Linked DNA regions of Homo sapiens: region 2 is linked to region 1. A link is a contact called in ENCODE Hi-C data. All regions are on one chromosome and are shown on one strand. The core of a region is the stretch at or near the end of the contact, and the rest is flanking DNA. Distances in the headings are between cores, read along the strand shown. Region 1 holds the start of SNX8 (sorting nexin 8). Region 2 overlaps WIPI2 (WD repeat domain, phosphoinositide interacting 2).

Evidence for each region. Hi-C counts contacts between places; a loop is a spot of excess contacts on that map. Pooled maps may share reads with other maps.
Region 2: a loop to region 1 is called in a pooled map, with 6 times the contacts of the local background. The contact joins the enhancer-like site here to the promoter of SNX8 in region 1. A Hi-C loop is called at or near these places in 2 of 37 single-sample maps with no recorded cell type and 2 of 50 pooled maps.

What each region holds. Positions count from the first base shown.
Region 1 is chr7:2,312,087-2,317,381 of GRCh38, forward strand. SNX8 (sorting nexin 8) reads right to left here and starts at 2,355. Exons shown (of 11, transcript NM_013321.4): 1 at 2,242-2,355. The coding sequence starts at 2,335. RefSeq lists enhancers at 5-74, 95-264, 465-544, 2,459-2,959, 2,960-3,460 and 1 more and silencers at 2,031-2,270, 2,371-2,640.
Region 2 is chr7:5,227,038-5,232,505 of GRCh38, forward strand. It overlaps WIPI2 (WD repeat domain, phosphoinositide interacting 2), which reads left to right. Exons shown (of 13, transcript NM_015610.4): 10 at 143-307; 11 at 1,067-1,174; 12 at 2,571-2,701; 13 at 3,798-5,468. The coding sequence ends at 3,910. Among named protein-coding and RNA genes, the nearest start is that of WIPI2, 40 kb to the left of the region's middle. RefSeq lists an enhancer at 4,920-5,069. Within about 2 kb of position 4,219, at least 10 of the 41 ENCODE cell types and tissues checked have a DNase peak (open chromatin) inside an H3K27ac peak, as active enhancers do.

The sequences.
Region 1 (5,295 bases), core at 1,105-3,604:
GCCTTGTCCCAGCAACCCCCATCTGTGGATCCCATCAGCACTCCTGATGAAATCACCACTGCCCCCAGAAAAAGCCAACTACCTACAGGAATTCCAGGCCACACCAAAGGGAGGGCGGTCTCCCAGAGACACAGCTCCCTCAGGTGTACAGCGCTCAGACTATCTCTAAATTACACCATTATGGTAGCCTCTGGAGTCTACTTCTGTGAAGCCTGAAGGAAACACAGTCCCCTACACCTGCAGAGGACCCCTCCAGCAATGCCAAATTGCTTTACAAGCTGAGATAGCAGCAGCATTCCGATCCAATCACAGCCTACCTGTTCCCAAGTGACCCCTCGGAAAGGGTCCCGCCTGAGACTCACGCTGGCCTCCAACATGTGACTTCATGGACACAATGTTCTAATCAGCGAGAACTATCACGTGCCTCCCCTTACACTGATACAAGGGAAAGGAAAAAATAACTGAAGACCCATTCTGAAAGGCCCTTCTTTCTAGACACAGTCTTCACATCGAGGATGCCCACCAAATGCAACAATCCCTCCCCTGCTCCCCGCTGCCGTTTCTCGCCGACGAAGAAACTGTCTACCAACCCTCCAGAGCTCACTTCAGTCATCACCTCCTCAGCGACACCTTGCCAGACCTCCCCACAAGGGGATTCCCCAATCTTGTCCCCCCCCACCAAGAAGAAACCGTAACTCACACCAACACCCACCTACATCTCTTCTCTGGCAGCTAGGACCACAGGAAGGAACATCCAGAAATAAGGGGCACCCTCCTGTATTCCTTCTAATGTTTAGCCTCGTTTGTTTTGTTTTGTTTTGTTTTTTTTGAGGCGGAGTCTCGCTCTGTCGCCCAGGCTGGAGTGCAGTGGCGCTATCTCGGCTCACTACAAGCTCTGCCTCCCGGGTTCACGCCATTCTCCTGCCTCAGCCTCCCGAGTAGCTGGGACTACAGGCGCCCGCCACCGCGCCTGGCTAATTTTTTTTGTATTTTTAGTAGAGACAGGGTTTCACCGTGTTAGCCAGGATGGTCTTGATCTCCTGACCTCGTGATCCGCCCGCCTCGGCCTCCCAAAGTGCTGAGATTACAAGCGTGAGCCACCGTGCCCAGCCATGTTTAGCCTCATTAACCCAAATCCCTTAAAGAGAAATACAAGAGGCCAGGCGCGGTGGCTCACGCCTGTAATCCCAGCACTCTGGGAAGCTGAGGTGGTTGGATCACCTGAGGTCAGGAGTTCGAGACCAGCCTGGCCAACATGGTGAAACTCCGTCTCTACTAAAAATACAAAATTTAGCCGAGTGTCATGGTGGATGCCTGTAATCCCAGCTACTCAGGAGGCTGAGGCAGGAGAATCGCTTGAACCCGGGAGGCGGAGGTTGCAATGAGCCGAGATCGCACCATTGCACTCCAGCCTGAGTGACAGTGAGAATCTGTCTCAAAAAAAAAAAAAAAAGAAAAGAAAAGAAAAAGAAAAAAGAAAAAGACAGAAATACAGGCCAGGCACGATGGCTCATGCCCGTACTCCCAGCACTTTGGGAGGCCAAGGCAGGAGGACCGCTTGAGGCCAGAAGCTCCAGACCAGCCTGGACAACATAGCAAGATCCCATCTCTACAAAAATAAAAAAAATTACCGGGCGTAACTGCACGCGCCCGTAGTCCCAGCACTTTGGGAGGCTAAGGCGGAGGATCACTTGAAAGAGAGAGAAAAGCAGCTACACATCTATAGATTCGGTTCACAGATGAGAAAACAGAGGTCCCGAGAGGTGAAATTACTGGCCCAAGACCACACAACCGACAGGAGCTTGGGAGAGAGGATGTGGCTAGGAAAGGCGCCCAAGTCCGGGGAAGTGGCCCCCAGTGCCATCGCTCAGCGTGACCAGGCAGGGCAGAAGAGCAGGGCACCAGGAACGGGGCGAGGAGGAAACTGTCCCCGAGGACGCCTCTGAGAGCCCCGGGAAAGCGCCTCGGAACGCGGCCAGCTGTAACCTGGACAGGGCTCTCCCGGCGCAGGAGGGCAGGGGACCCCGAGGGACGGAGGCGCGAGAGAGCACGGGGACCCCCAAAGGACAGGCGCGCAGGAGGGCAGGGGGACCTCCGAGGGACTGGGGCGTGGGGCCGAACGCGGGGCGCGGGGGCAGGAAACGAGTCGGGGACCAAGCGCGGCGGCTGAGCCCCGTCCGCCGGGGGTGGTCGGGCCGCGCGCCCTGGGCAGGTGGGGGCTACCGCCGCCCCACGCCCTACCTGACGCCGGGGGATCCGCCTCCTCGTCAGCCTCCGCCTCAGCTGCCGCCCCGACTGCAGCCGCGGGCAGCGGGTCCATCGCGCGGCCAGTCATGTGAGCCCGCGCTCCCACGTGACTTCCTCCCGCGCCACCCGGCCGCGCAGCCCTGCCGCGCCGCGCCCTCGCCCCGCCCACACCCCGCCTGGTCACGCCCCCTCCCCCGCGCGCCACGCCCACAGTCCGCCCCTGCGGGCCCGCCGCGCTCCTCGCCCGGCCTCGCCACGCCTACAACCCGCCTAGCCACGCCCACATGCCCCTCCCCGTCCACGTGGACACGGAGCCTGCTGGTGGCGCAGGTTACCTCCCCTCAGGTTGGACCTCCGGACTCGCAGGTGCACTACCTCAGGCGCAAGCCTGCACCCACCGCACCCTCATTCACTCCCATCTCTCCTCGCCCAGTCACGCCCTTGTTCGCTCATTCACCGGTTACACTGGGGTTTTCTGACTCGCACTTCCTCATTCATCCACTCACCCACTCATTCGCTCACCCACGCACTGCATCCTGCATTCATTCATTCACCCACTCACTCACTGCATCCTACATTCATTCATCCACTCACACACTCACTCACCGCATCCTGCATTCATCCAGCCACTCACTCACTCACTGCATCCTGCAATCATTCACCCACTCACTCACTGCATCCTGCATTCATTCATTCACCCACTCACTCACTGCATCCTGCATTCATTCATTCACCCACTCACTCACTGCATCCTACATTCATTCATCCACTCACACACTCACCGCATCCTGCATTCATCCAGCCACTCACTCACTGCATCCTGCATTCATTCATCCAGCCACTCACTCACTGCATCCTGCATTCATTCATTCACCCACTCACTCACTGCATCCTGCATTCATTCATTCACCCACTCACGCACTGCATCCTGCATTCATTCACCCACTCACCCACTCACTCACTGCATCCTGCATTCATTCATTCACCCACTCACCCACTCACTCTCTGCATCCTGCATTCACTCATTCACTCACTTATTGCATCCTGCATTCATTCACCCACTCACCCACTCACTCACTGCATCCTGCATTCATTCATCCACCCACTCACTCATGCACTGCATCCTGCATTCATTCATCCATTCACTCACTCACTCACTTACTGCTTCTTCATACGTTCATTCACCCACTCACTCACTGCATCCTGCATTCATTCATCCACCCACTCACTCATGCACTGCATCCTGCATTCATTCATCCATTCACTCACTCACTCACTTACTGCTTCTTCGTACATTCATTCACCCACTCACGCACTGCATCCTGCATTCATTCATTCACCAACCCACTCACTGCATTCTGCATTCATTCAGTCACTCACTCACTGCATCCTGCATTCATTCATTCACCCACTCACTCACTTACTGCATCCTACATTCATTCATTCACTCACTGCATCCTGCATTCATTCATTCACCCACTCACTCACTTACTGCATCCTGCATTCATTCACTCACTCACTAACTGCATCCTGCATTCATTCACTCACTCACTAACTGCATCCTGCATTCATTCATCCACCCACTCACTCACTCACTGCATCCTGCATTCATTCATCCACTCACTCACTCACTGCTTCTTCATACATTCATTCACCCACACTCACTGCATCCTGCATTCATTCACCCACTCACTCACCCACTCACTGCATCCTGCATTCATTCATCTACCCACCCACTCACTCATGCACTTCATCCTGCATTCATTCACCCACTCACTCACTCACTGCATCCTGCTTTCATTCACGCAACCACTCACTCACTGCACCCTGCATTCATTCACCCACTCACTCACTGCATCCTGCATTCACTCACCCACCCACTCACTCACTGCATCCTGCATTCATTCATTCACCCACTCACTCACTCTGCATCCTGAATTCATTCACACAACCACTCACTCACTCACTCACTGCATCCTGCATTCATTCACCCACCCACTCACTGCATCCTGCATTCATTCATTCACTCACTCACTCACTCATGCACTGCATCCTGCATTCATTCACGCAACCACTCACTCACTGCATCCTGCATTCATTCACCCACTTACTCACTGCATCCTGCATTCATTCACCCACTCACTCACTCACTGCATCCTGCATTCATTCATTCACCCACTCACTCACTCACGCACTGCATCCTGCATTCATTCACACAACCACTCACTCACTGCATCCTGCATTCATTCATTCATTCACCCACTCACTCACGCACTGCATCCTGCATTCATTCACACAACCACTCACTCACTGCATCCTGCATTCATTCATTCACCCACTCACTGAGTCACTGCATCATGCATTCATTCATGCAACCACTCACTCACTCACTGCATCCTGCATTCATTCATTCACCCACCCACTCACTCACTGCATCCTGCATTCATCCACCCACCCACTCACTCACTCACTCACTGCATCCTGCATCTATCCACCCACCCACTGGCCCACTCAGGTTTGCTGGCTGCCACCAGGAGGTCAGGAAGCCCTGTGCTGGGTGCTGAGAATACAAAGATGTTTCCTGTGCATTCCTTGATCTGGAGGAGGCACAGATGGCCAGAGTGGAGCAAGTGTGCTAACTGTTCCAAAACGGGAGCAAGGCTGTGCAACACACCGCAGAAGAGGGTGAAGGGTGAAGGGCGATCCCTTCCCTACATGGGTGAAGGGATCCCTGGATGGGTGGTACCAGAGTTAGGGCTGGAGGAATAAGGAGTTAAGTAGGAGGAGGGCACGAAGGCTCTGAGACATCAGCTGCAGATGCTGTGGTCATTCCAGGCTAAAAGTGTGGGGTTTGGCATGGAGATTGGTAGGCCTGCATCAGGAAGGGCTTGTTTCCAAAGGAAGGATCCTGGACCTTCTTTTTTTTTTTTTTTTTTTTTTTTTTTTTTTTTTTTTTTTTTTTTGAGACAGAGTCTCACTCTGTTGCCTGGAGCGGAGGGCAGTGGCATGATCTTGGCTCACTGCAACCTCCGCCTCCCAGGTCAAGCG
Region 2 (5,468 bases), core at 2,969-5,468, 2.9 Mb after region 1:
TTATAACCAACCCTGTTTAATTTTCCTGTGAAGAATGGAGACTTTTGCTGTCGGCTCCAGAGCTGTGCGTCTGTGTGAGTAGGGGGTGGCCGTCCCCCCAGGGAGGGTGCAGCTTCATGTGTCTGGTGGCCTTTCCTTCCAGACCCCCAGAGGAGCCCACCACCTGGACCGGGTACTTCGGGAAAGTGCTCATGGCCTCCACCAGCTACCTGCCTTCCCAAGTGACAGAAATGTTCAACCAGGGCAGAGCCTTCGCCACGGTCCGCCTGCCATTCTGCGGCCACAAAAACATCTGCTCGCTAGCCACGTGAGTAGAGCCGGCGCCTCCGTCCCCCACCCCGTGTGCCTCAGGCCGAGGGGCCCAGTCCTGGCGGCTTGTGGCCCCTTCCGTGCTTCTGAACAGGAGCAGCTTCTTAGAGCCGACACTCCATCGAGAGTTGTCGGGGATGGGAGGTCCCCTGGCAGGCACTAGGCTTGCCGCTCTGTGCGGGGGTCCATTTCCAGACGGGCTCCCGTTCTGTTTTTGTGGATAGTCTGCGGTATTAATGAAAGACGTTAAGTCAAACCTCGTGAGTGTGCCGTAGTTAACCCTTTGGGGCCACAGAAACCGCACTTGCCGAGTCTCAGGCATCCGTCCGGCTCCAGGGTCTGGCCTCAGAACACACACAGGGCCTGTGGAGGTTCTGTGCTGCGTGCGGGAAAGATTGTCATTACACCCAGTGATGGCAGGGCTTTGGGCTTCCGTGCGTCTTTAAACATCATTTTCCAGTTTTGTTATCTGACTAGCATCCTGGAAAACTTCTCTGACGATGACTACCTATAATAATCCCAGAAGCCACAAAACTGGTTTCATCCCGCTCTCGTCTCCCGTGGGCTTCAGGGCTCAGCACACGAGTGCAGCCTTGGCCGTGTGAGCCGAGGTCAGTGGGGCGCCAGACACCTGCAGCTGCCCTTGTGCTCATCTTGCTGGGGTCTCTTTCCTCGCCTGCCAAAAGTGAGGCCGCCATGTAGTAAGACCGTTTCTGTGACAGTTGTCTAGAATTTGGCTGCTCTTTATTCTCCCTAGAATTCAGAAGATCCCGCGGTTGTTGGTGGGTGCCGCCGACGGGTACCTGTACATGTACAACCTGGACCCCCAGGAGGGCGGCGAGTGTGCCCTGATGAAGCAGCACCGGTGAGTCTGCTCCGGCCGCTTCACGGAGCTGCTCCGTGCTGGCGGGGGGCTTTCGGGGCACCTGGCGAACGTTTGTTTATTTCCTTGCAAACCAGTGACATAGAGGGGCAGATTCCAGCACAGCGGCCCATGCCGCGCAGGTCGGGAGCTTCGCTTTCCCAGGTGAAATCAATGCCGCCGCAAGACAGGGAGCCCCGGGCTGCGGCTGGTGGCGTCAGGGCTCCCTCAGGGACTGGGCACAGAGGCGACGCAGGGGTGGCGGGAGCCGCATTTGTTCTTAGGTGGGGGAGAGGTGCTGGGAGGCCAGGCCTTCCTCCCCAGGGTGGAGTTTCGCATTTGGAAAGGAAGGGCGCAGCGTGGTGGCCTCCACAATTCAGTGCACGTGGCTGAGAGCCTCTTGTCTCACTGTGAGGTACAGGTTTGTTCTTGGAAAACAGGGAGTTAACATTTGTTCATTGGGAAGTAATGCATTTTCATTCTGTCTTACATGTTTTTTAATGATCAAAAAGTTCTAACAACATATAATTTTTTATTTTAGAGATAGGGTCTCACCCTCGCCCAGGCTGGAGAGCAGTGGTGCAGTCACAGCTCACTGCAGCCTTGACCTCCCAGGTTCAAGGGATCCTTCCACCTCAGCCTCCCTAGTAGCTGGGACTACAGGCACACAGCACATCCAGCTAATTACTTTCTTGTGCAGGGTCTTGCTAGGTTGTCCAGGCTGGTCTGGAACTCCTAGGCTCAAGTGAGCCTCCTGCCTTGGCCTCCCCAAGTGTTGGGGTAACAGGAGTGAGCCGCTGCACCTAGCTTTTTGTGTGTGTGTGTGAAATGGAGTCTCACTCTGTCACCCAGGCTGGAGTACAGTGGCGCGATCTCGGCTCACTGCAATCTCCGCCTCCCAGGTTCAAGCGATTCTCCTGCCTCAGCCTCCCGAGTAGCTGGGATGACAGGTGCATGCCACCATGCCCTGCTAATTTTTTGTATTTTTAGTAGAGACGGGGTTTCACTGTGTTAGCCAGGATGGTCTCCGTCTCCTGACCTCGTGATCCGCCCGCCTCAGCCTCCCAAAGTGCTGGGATTACAGGCGTGAGCCACTGCACCCGGGCTAGCCTGACTTTTTTTGTAAATAGTGAATCCTCGTTATTAGTTAGTTCTTCCATTGTAAAAGTGAAATATTGTCTTGTTAGGTATAACTCCCTCTTTAGACTTTCCATGTAAAACTCTTCATGTAAAAACGTGTGCAGATAGACGAGATTAAAGTTGCCACGGCGTGATGAATGCCTGGCGTCCTGTGTGGTGAGTGGTGTGCTGGCTCTGTTGCCGCAGGGCAGCCAGTGTGTACTGCCCGCAGGGCTGCCCTGTGTGGAGACGCTGAGCTGTGTCGCTTTCTTCCCTCCAGGCTGGACGGCAGTCTGGAAACGACCAATGAGATCTTGGACTCTGCCTCTCACGACTGCCCCTTAGTCACTCAGACATACGGCGCAGCTGCAGGAAAAGGTACTTACGTGCCTTCATCCCCAACGAGACTTGGTAAGGGGCGTGACGCAAACCTGGAAGGTAATTAGCCCCACAGCCCCGAGTGCTACTGCCTTCTGCTGGCTCCGGAGCCACCCCACCAGCTCCTCACTGGGAAAGATGGGGACTGGTTCTGAGAACATAAGCGAGGTTGGTAAATGGGTGTTCCCAAGGCCTCTCTCAAGGCTGAATTCAGTTTCGTTTCCTTTTTTTTTTTTTTTTTTAAAGGAGAGATGGGGTTTCCCTATGTTGCCCAGGGTGGTCTCAAACTCCTCCTGGGCTCAAGTGATTCTCCCGCCTCAGCCTCCCACAGTGCTGGGATTATAGGCATGAGCCACCGTACCAGGCTCATTTTCTCCGTTTTTAAAGAAAATGTCATCCTGGCTCAGGTGACTCTGGGGTCACGTGACTTGGGCCCAGACTGGCCACCTCTCAGCCAAGATACCACCCTGAAAAGTACTGCCAAGGGTTTTGCCTCAGTCTTTTCCCTCCCACCTTTTTCGTCCTTCAGCAAATCTGCATCGAGTACTGCCTTCATGCTGGGCCTGTGAAGTGCAGAAGCTGTAGGGGAATGAGGCCAATGGGCTCCCCTCCGGCGGCAGCACTAAGACCCATGCATGAGATCCTCCAGCCACAGCCTTGGCTATGTGAGCCACCTTCTTAAAAAAGCCAACTCGCACTCCAGTGGGAGAGCCTGTGGTTTTGCACCCACGCAGGGCTGTGCCTGCTCGCTGCCACTCCCATCTGTGAACCGGCACTTCCAGTTCATGAGCCCACCCTGAGAGTCTCCTAGTGTCATTTTTTTTCCTGGTGTTATTTTTGAGCTCTTAACCAGCTTGAGAGAGTTTGTGGCCCGTCCATGAGGGAGCCTCTGTTTACTGTGCAGGCATCATTTTGACATTTATGAATGTCAGAGAACAAATGACTTCATCTCGAGCTGCCTAAGGCTGCAAAGAGTTCATTAGAAAGCAATCAGAATTCAGAACGTCTTAGTACAGGCTTCAGTTTATAAATATACACCAGTGTTTCCAAAACACAGTCCTCAGTGTGTGTCATGGGGTCTGTGGTGTGTCCCCAGCCTTTGAAGGGTGACTTCGTCGTCTCTTTGCAGCCTACACAGACGACCTGGGTGCTGTGGGTGGCGCCTGCCTGGAGGACGAGGCCAGCGCCCTGCGCCTGGATGAGGACAGCGAGCACCCGCCCATGATTCTTCGGACTGACTGAACTTGACCTGTGACCTCTGACCCGGGGAGCAGAGAACACTGGCTTCACAGAGGACTTTGTGCATTGCTGCTATGAACTTTGACCTGAGTCGGGGGAGAGGATGGCAGAGACTTTATTAAAAAAAAAAAAAGATTGTAGTGGTAGTCTAACTCCATAACGCTGAGGAAATACATCATTTTCACTTCAGTGGCTTTTAAATCCTGCTTATGAATTTTAGCTTTTTGTTTGTTTGTTTTCTCTTTTTGCCAAAATTAACTGTTTGGTGAAGCCCGCAAAACCTCCTCGCTTTGCATGCATGAACGTGCCAAGCCAGCATAGGGGAGCTAGAAGCCACTTTCCAGCCACCTGCCGTTGGGTTTTTTCATATCTGTACATAATGCCGAGTGCGTAAGGAAACCGTGGCGTCGCGCACAGTGGGTCTGCTTGTCAAGGCCAGTTCTGCAGTGACAGGCCCAGGGGCTGCCCACCAGGTGTGCTGGGCAGACTTCAGCTGGGACAGAAGTCCGATCTCCCTAGGGCCCCACCTGGACCATTTTCCCTCCGTTTTATTTTGTTAATTAAATTCTTTCCAAATTGGATCGCTCTGGGATTTCTTCCATGGTGGACTTTTGTTTCTGATCTTGTTTTCCCTGTGGATATTGGAGGACAGCGAGGTTCTTTCTGATACTAAAAACCTTTCTTTCAGGCAGCAAATGAACTTGAAAGGTTGCCTGGACTCGCTGGAGCAAAGGAAAGCGATTTTGTTTGTATAATTAAATGATCTGTTCTTCTACTTCACTCTTCCTGTTGAAAAACTGTGTGATTTTTTTTTTTTTTTAAGTAAAGTTTGTAGCTCCTCCCATGCCCAGGAAAGCACAGAACTCAAGTGTGGTGGCCGTCTGAGCTGTCCTTTCGCTGGCCCCGCTGTCCGCAGGGGCTTCCTACCTGTGTGAGAGGTCGTAGCGGGAGACAGCAACAGAGAGTAGGCGGCTGGGCCACGTCCTTCACAGGGCGTCATGTGCCTTTCTATTTTCATCTTAGAAAATTTCCTCAGCAAACCGATGAGAGATTGTGGTTGCAAGCTTCAGTATTTGCCTCGCTTCCCTTCCCTTTTCATATTTACAGAATTAAAACAACCTCAAGTACCTCAGACTCTGCATTCCAAACCAAGGCACCCAGCAGCCAAAGTGTCGAGGGCATTTAAGTGGCATTAATGGCAGGAGAGATGGTTTTAGAATCTATGGAGTGGTGGAAGTTACGGATAGAAGGGAAAAGGCAAAAACTATTTACCCTGCCTTTGCAGGCTGGGGTTTTTGAACCGAGGAAGGCTGGGACGCCTGTTTCCAGATGGTTGTCATGGTCACGCTGGGCGAAGAGCTGGAGGGGAGTTGTCCCCTCAGCTGAGCGGCTGCGGTGAAATGCCCCAGTGTTCCTGGGTTGGCTTTACGGCAAACTAAATGCAGGGGACGCTGGAGTCCGACTCACCTACACCGGCTTCCTCCCAGCCGCTGGTGTGCGGCACACACAACATCTGCATTAGGCAGAGGTGCAAGTGGGCTGATTGAACTTTTCCTTCAAA